3 separate regions of the Homo sapiens genome follow, and all the other regions are linked to region 2. Evidence: chromatin contacts called from ENCODE Hi-C or POLR2A ChIA-PET data. All regions are on one chromosome and are shown on one strand. Each heading gives the region's core, a stretch centred on a gene start or an enhancer-like site at or near the end of the contact. The rest is flanking DNA. Distances are from core to core; before and after follow the strand shown. Region 1 holds the start of DDX39A (DExD-box helicase 39A). Region 2 holds the start of JUND (JunD proto-oncogene, AP-1 transcription factor subunit). Region 3 holds the start of TECR (trans-2,3-enoyl-CoA reductase).

Region 1 (3,506 bases), core at 1,007-3,506, 3.9 Mb before region 2:
CGATGAAGGGGTAGGTTAAGACCAGTAGCAGGGAAAACCAGTCACCAAATAAAAGAGAAGTAACCAGGGTAGGGGCGTGAGGTAAGGAAAGAAAGGGTGGGACATGCCAAAAGACAGGAACATCCCCTGACCAATCCATGGGTAGAGAAAAGCCACAGTCTATTCTGGGCTCCAAATCTAGGTGGCCAAGAGATGGTGTATTTTAAGGAAATAAAGCAAAGTTGTTTTGTTGGTGGGGAAATAAATTTGGGGCAGGCCCGGCATGGTGCCTCACTTCTGTAATCCCAGCACTTTGAGAAGCCAGCGTGGGAGGATGGCTTGAGCCCAGGAGTTCGAGACCAACCTGGACAATAAGTCGAGACCGCGTCTATACAAAAACAATTTTTAAAAAAGTAGCCGGGTGGGTGGGGGGAGGGGGGAGGGACAGCATTAGGAGATATACCTAATGCAAATGACGAGTTAACGGGTCCAGCACACCAACATGGCACATGTATACATATGTAACAAACCTGCACGTTGTGCACATGTACCCTAAAACTTAAAAAAACTTAAAAAACACATAGCCCAAGGGGCACCTTCTATGTAGCAAAGGCTAAAAAATAAATAAGTAGAAATTAAAAAAAGAAAAAAATTAGCCCGGTGTGGTGGCATGGGCCTGTAGTCCCAGCTACTTGGGAGGCTGTGCCGGGAGGATCGCTTGAGCCAGGAGGTCGAGGCTGCCAGTGATGGCGCCATGGCATTCCAGCCTGGGTGACAGAGGGAGACCCTTTCTCAAGAAAAATAAATTTAAAAAAAGAAATTGGGGCCCAGCGTGGTGGCTCATGCCTGTAATCCCAGCACTTTGGGAGGCGAAGCGGGCGGATCACTTGAAGTCGGGAATTAGAGACAAGCCTGGGCAACATGGTGAAACCCCGTCTCTACTACAAATACAAAAATTAGCCGGATGTGCTTGCTTGAACCCGGAAGACGGAGGCTGCAGTGAGCCGAGATAGTGTCACTGCACTCCAGCCTGGGCGACAGAGCAAGGCTCTGTCTCAAAAAAAAAAAAAAAAAAAAAAAAAGAGAGAGAGAGATAAATAAATTGGGGTGAACCGAATCTGCTAAGATAAAATTTTCGAGAAACCGGGCTGGACAGGATCTAAAGCTCAAAACTGATTAGATCAGGAAAGGATCCGGCGGGGTTTTCCCCGCCCAAAGTGGGTGGCCATGACCGCTAAGGCGCCAGGAGCGCATGAACTTGAAAGGTGACAGCGGGGAACTCACAACCCAGACACGCCACGTGTACCCAGTTACCCTCAAGTGTCCCCAGGCAGGCTTTCCACCCCGGAGTTTATTCCCACCTGGGGACTCCTATTTCCAAAAGAAAATCTTTTTTTCATTCTGTTTTTTTTGAGGCAGAATCTCGCTCTGTCACCCAGGCTGGAGTGCAGTGTCGCGATCTCGGCTCACTGTAACCTCCACCTCCCGGGTTCAAGCGATTCTCGTGCCTCAGCCTCCCGAGTAGCTGGGACCACAGGCGCTCGCCACCACGCTCGGCTGATTTTTTTTTGTATTTTGAGTAGAGACGAGGTTTCACCATGTTGGCCAGGCTGGTCTCGAACTCCTGACCTCAAGTGATCCGCCCTCCTTGGTCTCTCCCAAAGTACTGAGATTACAAGAGCCACCGCGCCCGGCCTTCCAAAATAAAGTCTTATTTGCTCTAAATCTCAGAATCCCGAATCCCGTAAAAAGTAGACCAAGAAGAAGGTAGACTGGGAAAGGGATCAAGTCCCTCGGACCCAAAGAAACCCCTGACAACTGAAAGCTCCAACTTCTCCCACCCAGGCCCCAGACCCCGGCGTCACCCCCTCGTCCCTCTCCAAATGGCCCCAGGCCGCCGCGGGGTCTATTCGGACGAACTGACAGACTCCAAGTGGGGCTCGGAGCGCCGTAGGCCATGACAGCCCCTCCGAGAAGCGGGCCCCGAGCCCCGAGCACCGCGCGCCAACGGCTGGCCCACCCCTAGCGCATGCGCCCCGGTGCCCAACGGCCAACACACAGCGCTCTGACACACCAACCGCCCCGCCCCCACCGTCTCGCGACCCTTTCTCCCCCTCCCCTTAGATCCCAACGTCTCCCCTCGTCCTCTCGCTCTCAGTTCAGACGTCCCCACACCGCGGCCCCGCGCCCGGGATCCGCTGCTCACCTGGCTCCCCGTTCTTCTCCGCGCGCTGCTAAGAGACACTTCCAACTTCGGTTTTCCGCCGGGCGCTCAGACACGAGTTGCTGCGCTTCCTGCCTCTTGCGTCGGGCTGCTGCTCTGCTGACTGGGCCGCTGCCTTTTCATTCAAGAGAGGCCGAAGCGGTGATTGGGTCCTGTGGAAGGGACCGGGAGATTATTGGCGGAGACGGGAAGAAAGAGGGCGTGCCTTACGCCTCGCGTTTATTGGTCAATCTAAAAGTAGGCGCGCCCCAGTGAGCCGACAGACTGGCTCCGACAGCGCGCGGTCTCGTGATCTGGGTGTGGTGCTCGGTGGGAGCCGCCATGTTTAGTACTGATAACTGAAGACCGGATGATTGCGTTTTGGCGTGTGCCCCACCTTTTCGAAGAGTGGCGTCTGCGCTGGGCGCTGAAACCAGAACTGTCCCAGTTGCTATCAATCTGCGGCCTGGGGGTCCTCCACAGTGTAGGCTCTGAAAAGAATAGGGAGCTTGGAATGACTCAAATGGACAGAACATTTTGCAGTATTTGGATTTCTATCGCTCCACGATAGTTTTGTCTCCTTGATTTTCACGTTAGTAGAAGCATGCAATAGGTTGTCTTTTGTGTCTGACTTTTGCTCAACAAAGCTGTTTTTTTGAGACGGAGTCTGGCTCTGTCACCTAGGCTGGAGTGCAGTGGCGCGATCTCTGCTCACCACAACCTCCGCCTCTCGGGTTCAAGCGATTCTCCTGCCTCAGCCTCCTGAGTAGCTGGGACTGCTGGCGCCCGCCACCACACCTGGCTAATTTTCATATTTTTAGTAGAGAGGGGTTTCGCCATGTTGGCCAGGCTGGTCTCGAACTCCTGGCCTCATGTGATCTGCCCATCTCCGCCTCCCAAAGTGCTGGGATTACATGAGCCACCCTGCCTGGCCGCAGCAAAGTGTTTTTGAGAGTTGTCCATGTTGTGGGGATATCAACAGCTCGTTATTTTTTACTGCTGAGTGGTATTTCATTGTGTGGCTATACTATAATGTAGCCAATATAGTTTCACTCACCTGTTCTTGGCCAATTGATTGTTTCCGGTCTTTGGCCACTGTTAATAGAGCTTGTACTGTAAGAGTATTTTGGGGAAGATAAATTTTCATTTCTTTTAAATACTTAGGAGTGGCATGGTGGCATGGTCACTAAGCTTTATTAGATCCTGGCAGATTTATTTTCCTATCATCCTTCCTCCCTCTTTCCCTCCACTTTCTTCTTTCTTTCTTCAGGGTGTCACTCTTGTTACCTATCATGCCCAGCTAATTTTTAAAAATTTGGTAAAG
Region 2 (3,705 bases), core at 829-3,328:
CATCAGCCGGCCCCGCGCCAAGGCGCGTCTAGGGGGCGCTCGCTGCGCGCCAGATGTGCGGGCCGCTCTCAGACACCCGCTCTCTGCTCCCTCCAACAAGGGGAGGAGCTAGGGACAGAGGGAGGAGAGAAAGGCGGGGGTGTAGGGGGGAAGCGAACCAGGCCCCGCCCAGCCCGCCAGGCCCCGGCGGGGGAAGAAGGAGGCGGAGAGCCGAGCTGGCGTAACGAGACTTTACTGAAAACAGAAAACCGGGCGAACCAAGGATTACAAACAGGAATGTGGACTCGTAGCAAAACAAAACAAAACAGAACAAAAAAGGGAGGGGGGACCGGTCGAAAGAACCGAAGGGGGGAGCGAGATCGAGGAAAGGGGCGGAGAATTTTTTTTTCTTCTTCCCATTTCTTTAAAAAACCAACACAAGAAAACACACACACACACAACCAACGTTTGTTCCCGAGTAGAAACATAAATAGGGCAGAATCGAACACTCTGTTCTTCTCTCTTCCAAAGAAAAAAAAAAAAAAGTAAAAGTAAAGGAAAGGCAGGGTTTGAGGCTGCGCCCCCTCGGAGCCCCCTTCCGCGGCGCGGTGTACAAAGGGGCAGCCGAGACGCGCGGGTTTGTGCAACACGGGGCGGCCGCGCGGGGGAAAGAGGCAGCGCGAGGGCGGGGGGGTCATGCGCTCGCCCCCCCGGGAGCAGGGGGTCCAGCTTGTCGAGTCCTGGGCACCCTCGGGGGGGGGGAATCCCCGGGGGCCGCGCCCTCTCTGAGTTCCTGGGCACACTCGGGGAGGGGGGGTCCCCAGGGCCGCACCCTCTCCAAGTCCGGGGCGCCCACGACACCCCCCCGCGAGCCCGCCCCTTGGGGAGGGTGGCCGCGCATGCGCCCCGCGCGCGGACTCAGTACGCGGGCACCTGGTGCTGGGGCAGCAGCTGGCAGCCGCTGTTGACGTGGCTGAGGACTTTCTGCTTGAGCTGCGCCACCTGCTCGCGCAGCAGGCTCGCCGTGGACGCCAGCTCCGTGTTCTGACTCTTGAGGGTCTTCACTTTCTCTTCCAGGCGCGAGATGCGCTCCAGCTTGCGCTTGCGGCACTTGGAGGCGGCGATGCGGTTGCGCAGCCGCTTGCGCTCCGCCTTGATGCGCTCCTGCGTGTCCATGTCGATGGGCGACAACGGCGGGCTCTCGCCGAAGCTCGGCACGTCGGGCACCGTCTGTGGCTCGTCCTTGAGCGCAGCCAGGCGCGGCGGCCCCAACGCGCCTGGGGGTGGCGGCGGCGGGAAGGGCACAGGTTCGGCAGCGAAGGCGACCGTCGCGGCGCCCCCCGCGCCCCCGGCGCCGCCCGCGTAGCTGCTCAGGTTCGCGTAGACAGGCGCTTCGGGCGCGGCCGCCGCCGGGGCCAGCTCGCCGGGGGGCGCGGAGCCCGTGGCCGTGCCCGAGGGCCCCCCGGCGGCGGCGGCGGCGGCGGCAGCGGCCGCGCCCGCGCCGAGCTGGTTCTGCTTGTGTAAATCCTCCAGGGCCTTGACGAAGCCCTCGGCGAACTCCTGCTCCTCGCTGGCCGCCACCTTGGGGTAGAGGAACTGTGAGCTCGTCGGCGTGGTGGTGACCAGCCCGTTGGACTGGATGATGAGGCGCTCGAGCTCGGGGGAGGCCAGCTTCAGCAGCCCCAGGTCGGGAGAGGCGAGCAGGCCGTCGGGGGGTGCCGCGCTGGGGGCGCCGTCGGCGCGCAGGGGGGTAGGAGGCGGCGCGGCCGCAGGCTTGAGCGCTGCCGCCACCTGCTCACTCAGGCTCAGCGTCAGCGCGTCCTTCTTCATCATGCTGCCGGCCGCGGCCGTCGGGGGCGCCCCGGGGAACAAGCGGCCCGGGGACGCGAAGCTGCCGCCGCTGCCACTGGCGCCGCCGCCCAGGCCGCTCAGCGCCTCATCGCCGTAGAAGGGTGTTTCCATCCTCCGCCTCCCCCGCCGCGCCGGCCCGGGGGGGAGTGGCCGCGGCCTCCCGGGGGGCCCGCGCCCCCCCGTCCGCTCGGCCCTGCGCCCGCCCCGGCCGCGGCCGCAGCGCCCGGCCCTCCACTGGCGGCGGCTCCTGCGCCGCGCCACTTGTGCGCCCTCTTATAGCCTCGGCTCGGCGCGATGAGCTCACCGCCCCCGTTCGCCATTGGGTGCGGGTGACGTCGCTCATTTGCATGGAGGGGCGGGGCCAAGCCGCCGACGCCCGCCCGGCCGCCGTTGCCCCGGCGACGCGCGGTAAACGCCACAACAGCGCGCTGCCTTGTGGGTTGACGTCATGGGGGCGGCCGCGCGCCCGGGCCGGGTCACCCCGCCCCGGGACCGCTGTGTACGACCGATCTCCCCGGCGCCGCCTCCGCCAAGGCACGTCCCGGGTGGCGTGATGGGCCCGGGCCACCAGGCGCCCGCCCGCCCCGAGGCCCCGCCCCGTGTCCGCGCGTGGGGCCCCGGCCGGGCGGGGGCGGGGGCGGGGGCGGTGCCGGCCTCCGGGGACTGGAGGGGGATGGGGTCCCGCATGGCTAAATAACTCCTTGGCGCCTCCTGCTCTGCTGTGCCGCCAGGGCCTCCCCTAGCGCGCCTTCTGGAGAGGCTTTGTGCGGATACGGGGCTGGAGGCCTGGTGGGGCTGTGTCCGGGGGCTCGCCGGGGGTGTGGGGAGGTCTGCGTTCCTCACCCTCCCTCCTTCCTTCCCTCCCTCCCTCCACCCCGCGTGTGATTGCTCAGGAAGAGACGGGAGGGGAGAGGAGGGTCGCCAGAAGTTGCTGAAAGCGCTTGGATCCTGATCATTTTCACTGAGTGCGTTCTAGAACCAGGAGTCCTACTTCCTGCCTTTACAGATGGGAAACTGGGCTCAGAGAGGTGGAGTGACCATCCCCCGAGAGTTAGCTAGGAGTCACAGCAGGGCCCGGGCTGTGACTAGGCCTGAGCTCTTGTCCACCCTTAGAACCCTAGAACCTGGGAGTCCAGGCCCCTGCGCAGCCCCTTCCTTCCGCCGCCCACGTTTTAACCCCAGGTCTGCCAGGGCTGTGATGTCCTGGGCGAGGGTGCCCAACTCCAGGGGCTGGGCTGATGAGGCAGGAATGCCGGGTATAATTATTACATGCTTGTTACCACTATCATGGCTGTTAGGGCTTAATGAGCCACTATTAAGACTGGCTGGGAAGGGGGTGTGAGGGAGGAGAGATGGACCCACCCCACCAATACTCACAAGGGATCCTTAGGACATCTGGATCTGACCTACAGCCTCTGCATGCACCCCTCCAGCTCCCCACCTCTGTCTGAATGGAGCCCACACCCTCCTTTCCCTGACCTCCTTCCCCTCACTCTCTCTGATCCTTGGCCTCCCAGTTGCAGGACTAATCGTACCTCTGGGCCTTTGCACGTGCTATGCTCTCTGCTTGGTACTCCCTTCCCCCAGTGCAAAGATGTGTCTTCAGGAAGTGCCCCACCCTCAGACTTTACTCCTTTATTGTAGCCTCTGAATCTGCCAGAATGATGGAGTGGACCATAGTCCCTGAAGGTCAGGGACATTGCCTATGCTGAGCCTGCTGACAGGGCCTCGCATAGAATGGATGCTCAGTATTAAAGGTGAATGCGGGGCTGGGTGTGGTGGCTCATGCCTGTAATCCCAGCACTTTGGGAGGCCGAGGCAGGCAGATCACTTGAGGTCAGCAGTTCAAGACCAGACTGGCCGAAATACAAAAAT
Region 3 (3,696 bases), core at 90-2,589, 3.8 Mb before region 2:
TTTTTTTTTTTGAGACGGTCTGTTGCTCAGGCTGGAGTGTAGTGGCGAGATCTTGGCTCACTGCAACCTCCGCCTCCCGGGTTCAAGCAATTCTTCTGCCTCAGCCTCCTGATTAGCTGGGACTACAGGTGTGTACCACCACGCCCGGCTAATTTTTGTATTTTTAGTAGCGATGAGGTTTCACCATATCTGCCAGGCTGGTCTCGAACTCCTCACCTCGTGATCTGCCCCCCTCGGCCTCCCAAGGTGCTAGGATTACAGGTGTGAGCCATCGTTCCCGGCCTGGACCAGCCCCATTTCAAGGGCTCAGTGGCCCCATTGGAGCCACTAGACACGATTCTGGACGTCAGGCAGAGACCAATGTAGTTCCCCTGTCCATAGGGCGGAGCAAAGTGTGGAGGGGGGCCGGGCGGGGTGGCTCAGGCCTGTAATCCTAGCACTTTGGGAGGCTGAGGCGGGAGGATCACCTGAGGTCAGGAGTTCAAGACCAGCCTGGCCAACCATGGGGAAACCCCGTCTCTACTAAAAAAAATACAAAAATTAGTCGGGCGTGGTGGCGGGTGCCTGTAATCTCATCTACTTGGGAGGCTGAGGCATGAGAATCGCTTGAACCCGGGAGGCGGAGGTTGCGTGAGCCGTCATTGCGCCACTGCACTCCAGCTGGGGGACAGAACGAGATTGTTTCAAAAACAAAACAAAACAGAAAAACAAAGTGGGGCGGGGCTTTCATTAAAAACGGCAGTGAAGCCACCCCAGAATGGGGCTGGGGCTCAAGGTTCTTGCAGGTTGGGGGTTCCCAAATGGGGAGCTTTTCGCGACTCCGTTTCGCCTTTCCTTCCCTCCCACTCAAGAGTCTCCTCCCATAGTGACCTCCTCGCCAACCAGACTCCGCAGCCCGCGACCCCAGCCCCTAGCCCTCTCCTGCTGTTCCCGGTGTACCCCGGGGGCCGCCCACCTCAGAATTTACCCCTTCGGCGCCGCCTGTCATGTGGATGCTGCCTTGCCTGTCACTCAACTTCTTACCCCGCCCCCGCGTCTGGCCTAACCGTCGCTTACCTTGGTTTCCACAGCGACGCCATCAGGGGGCGTGGCAAAGGGACGCGCGGGGCAGAGACCTCCTTTGGATTGGTGGATGGTCAAGCCCCTTCTCTTTAGCCCCTCCTACAGGCGTTCCGCCCCCTTCGATTGGTCTCGCAAGTTGATTGGTCAATCCCCTGGTGCTAGTCCTAGTCTTGGTTCGGACCGGCCCCAAGGAGCAGGGGCGAACGTGGGCGCCTCGTGCCCTGATTGGCCGACGGGGCGCGCGCGGCCTGGAGGGGCGGGGCGGACGCAGAGCCGCGTTTAGTCTATCGCTGCGGTTGCGAGCGCTGTAGGGAGCCTGTGCTGTGCCGCGCAGTTAGGCAGCAGCAGCCGCGGAGCAGTAGCCGCCGTGGGAGGGAGCCATGAAGCATTACGAGGTAAGAAGCGAGAAACAGGGGCCGTGTGGCCACTGCTGACCCATTCTTTTTCCTTCTTTGCGGGACCACGGGACCCCACTTTCTGGTCCTGTGCCCCGAAGGAAGAGCCAGACGGCGCAGGCGCAGTGGGCAAGCGTTGCGCCCCGGGCCACTCGTAAATTCCAATGCGCATGTGCGCAGGAAGTATTTATAAATCTGCAACCCAGGCTGTTTTGGGGGTACTTTTTCTTGGGGGTCTCTGCAGGGGCTGGGACGCTTGCAGGTTCCTTGCAGCTCCCCCAGCGGGCTGAGTTGCAGACTTTGTCATGGGAGCCACGAAGGTGCGGGACCCTTGCTCCCAATCCGAGGGAGTCTTGCACAAATCTTGCGCCACGCCGCCGTCACCAGCGTAGGAAGGGGCTTTGCTATCAGTATTCTTGTGTACGACCTTTGGACCCCTTCCCTCGCCCGGGACGTTCCCGGGAGACTTAGGCGGTGAGGGAGGTGCAGCTCCACGGCTGGCTTTCGCAGAGCAGCGAAGCTGATCTTGCTTTCTGGTTATCAAAGAGGTCATCTACGTCAACCCTTGGGTGTCACCAAGGAGAAATCTTATACCCACCCACAGCCACTCTTGAAGCCCAAGTCTTCTGACTCCTAACTTGGGTCTCTTTTTCCCTTAAAACGAAGTCTTCTGATGTGCTTATCGCCCTAGGTGATAATATAATATTAATAATTCAACCAATTATCCCTGAATTATTGCTGACTTTTAAGTAACTATCATCAAATAATAAAATTTGTTATTAAAATTCAAAATAACAATTTAGCAAGTGCTTACTCTTGTGCTGGTGAGATTCTGTTACCTTGTATAAGAACTATTATTATTCCTGTTTGTAAGGATGAATAAAGTCTCAGAGATATAAAGTGACTTGTTCAAAGGCCCCTAGTTAGTAAATGCAAAACAGATAGGGGAACTCAGGACGCCAAGGTCTTAGTTCCTAGCCACTATGCCATGCTGGTCCTCAAATGAAAAATAGCAGGTCGAGCGATTTCTTGTTTCTCACTTCCCCTCCAATTTAAAAAATTCTGGCAAAATACACATAAAATTTACCATCTTGACTATTTTTAAGTGTGCAGTTCAGTGGCATTAAGAACATTCACATTGTTGTGCAACCATCACCACCACCCATCTCCAGAACTCTTTGCATCTTGGAAAACAGAAGCTGTAGACGTTAAATACTAACTCCCCATTCCTCTCCACCTCCACCTCTGGCAGCCACCATTCTACTCAGCCACCATTCCGTCTTAATGAATTGACTACTCTAGGTACCTTGGATACGTAGAAGGATTTTTTTTTTCTTTTGGAGACAGAGTTTCGGTCTTATTGCCCGGGCTGGAGTGCAATGGCGCGATCTCGGCCTACTGCAAACTCCGCCTCCTGGGTTTAAGCGATTCTCCTGCCTCAGCCTCCTGAATAGCTGGGATTACAGGTGACCGCCACCATGCCCGGCTAATTTTTTGTATTTTTAGTAGAGATGGGGGTTTCACCATGTTGACCAGGCTGGCCTCAAACTCTTGACCTCAAGTGATTTGCCCTCCTCGGCCTCCCAAAGTACTGGGATTACAGGTGTGAGCTAGTGCGCCCGGCTGTTTGTTTTTATTGACAAGTTGAATATTACTACCTCTGCCTCCTGCCCCCTTTATTGCTACTATTTTTGGAAATTTACCCACAATCCTTTGAAGCCTTTTTTTGAGACGGAGTTTCGCTCTTGTTGAGTACGCTGGAGTGCAATGGCGTGATCTTGGCTCACCGCAACCTCCACCTCCCGGGTTCAAGTGATTCTCCTGCCCCAGCCTCCTGAGTAGCCGGAATTACAGTCATGAGCCACCATGCCCGGCTAATTTTGTATTTTTAGTAGAGACAGGGTTTCTCCATGTTGGTCAGGCTGGTCTCGAACTCCCGACCTCAGGTGATCCACCCACCTTGGCCTCCCAGAGTGCTGGGATTACAGGCATGAGCCACGGTGCCTAGCCCCTTAGAAGCCTTTAACCCACAAATCCTGTAATTTTTGACATGGTATCAAGAATGAGGAGGTTTGTATTCAATAATCTCTGTCATTTAAGTTTTCATTCTAGAATGAAGTTCTGATGTGGATTCCCCTCTCAAACTCTATATCTAAACCTGTAGTCCCACTACTGTAGTCTCAGCTACTCGGGAGGCTGAAGCAGGAGGATGGCTTGAGCCCAGGAGGTTGAGGCTGCA

Evidence for each region. A loop is a pair of places that touch in the nucleus more often than their neighbours do. ChIA-PET counts read pairs that join two places held with the same protein, here RNA polymerase II (POLR2A). Pooled maps may share reads with other maps.
Region 1: a pooled map shows a loop between it and region 2 (13-fold over the local background). The contact joins the promoter of DDX39A here to the promoter of JUND in region 2. A Hi-C loop is called at or near these places in 1 of 50 pooled maps. POLR2A ChIA-PET finds 5 or more read pairs at or near these places in 4 of 52 experiments (AG04449, WTC11, activated B cell and 1 more).
Region 3: a map of naive thymus-derived CD4-positive, alpha-beta T cell shows a loop between it and region 2 (17-fold over the local background). The contact joins the promoter of TECR here to the promoter of JUND in region 2. A Hi-C loop is called at or near these places in 1 of 168 maps with a recorded cell type or tissue (naive thymus-derived CD4-positive, alpha-beta T cell) and 7 of 50 pooled maps. POLR2A ChIA-PET finds 5 or more read pairs at or near these places in 1 of 52 experiments (HEK293).

What each region holds. Positions count from the first base shown.
Region 1 is chr19:14,417,085-14,420,590 of GRCh38, forward strand. DDX39A (DExD-box helicase 39A) reads right to left here and starts at 2,257. Exons shown (of 11, transcript NM_005804.4): 1 at 2,186-2,257. RefSeq lists enhancers at 837-886, 1,257-1,316, 1,727-1,866 and a silencer at 1,987-2,086.
Region 2 is chr19:18,279,544-18,283,248 of GRCh38, forward strand. JUND (JunD proto-oncogene, AP-1 transcription factor subunit) reads right to left here and starts at 2,079. Exons shown (of 1, transcript NM_005354.6): 1 at 151-2,079. The coding sequence starts at 1,941. The coding sequence ends at 898. It overlaps MIR3188 (microRNA 3188), which reads left to right and starts at 2,534; the gene lies at 2,534-2,618. It overlaps LOC124904652 (a long non-coding RNA gene), which reads left to right and starts at 2,549. Exons shown (of 2, transcript XR_007067154.1): 1 at 2,549-3,587. RefSeq lists silencers at 38-237, 668-977, 1,558-2,557 and an enhancer at 1,213-2,064.
Region 3 is chr19:14,528,255-14,531,950 of GRCh38, forward strand. TECR (trans-2,3-enoyl-CoA reductase) reads left to right here and starts at 1,340. Exons shown (of 13, transcript NM_138501.6): 1 at 1,340-1,457. The coding sequence starts at 1,443. MIR639 (microRNA 639) reads left to right here and starts at 1,289; the gene lies at 1,289-1,386. It also overlaps a transcript of DNAJB1 not described here. RefSeq lists enhancers at 1,084-1,668, 2,032-2,091 and a silencer at 1,142-1,431.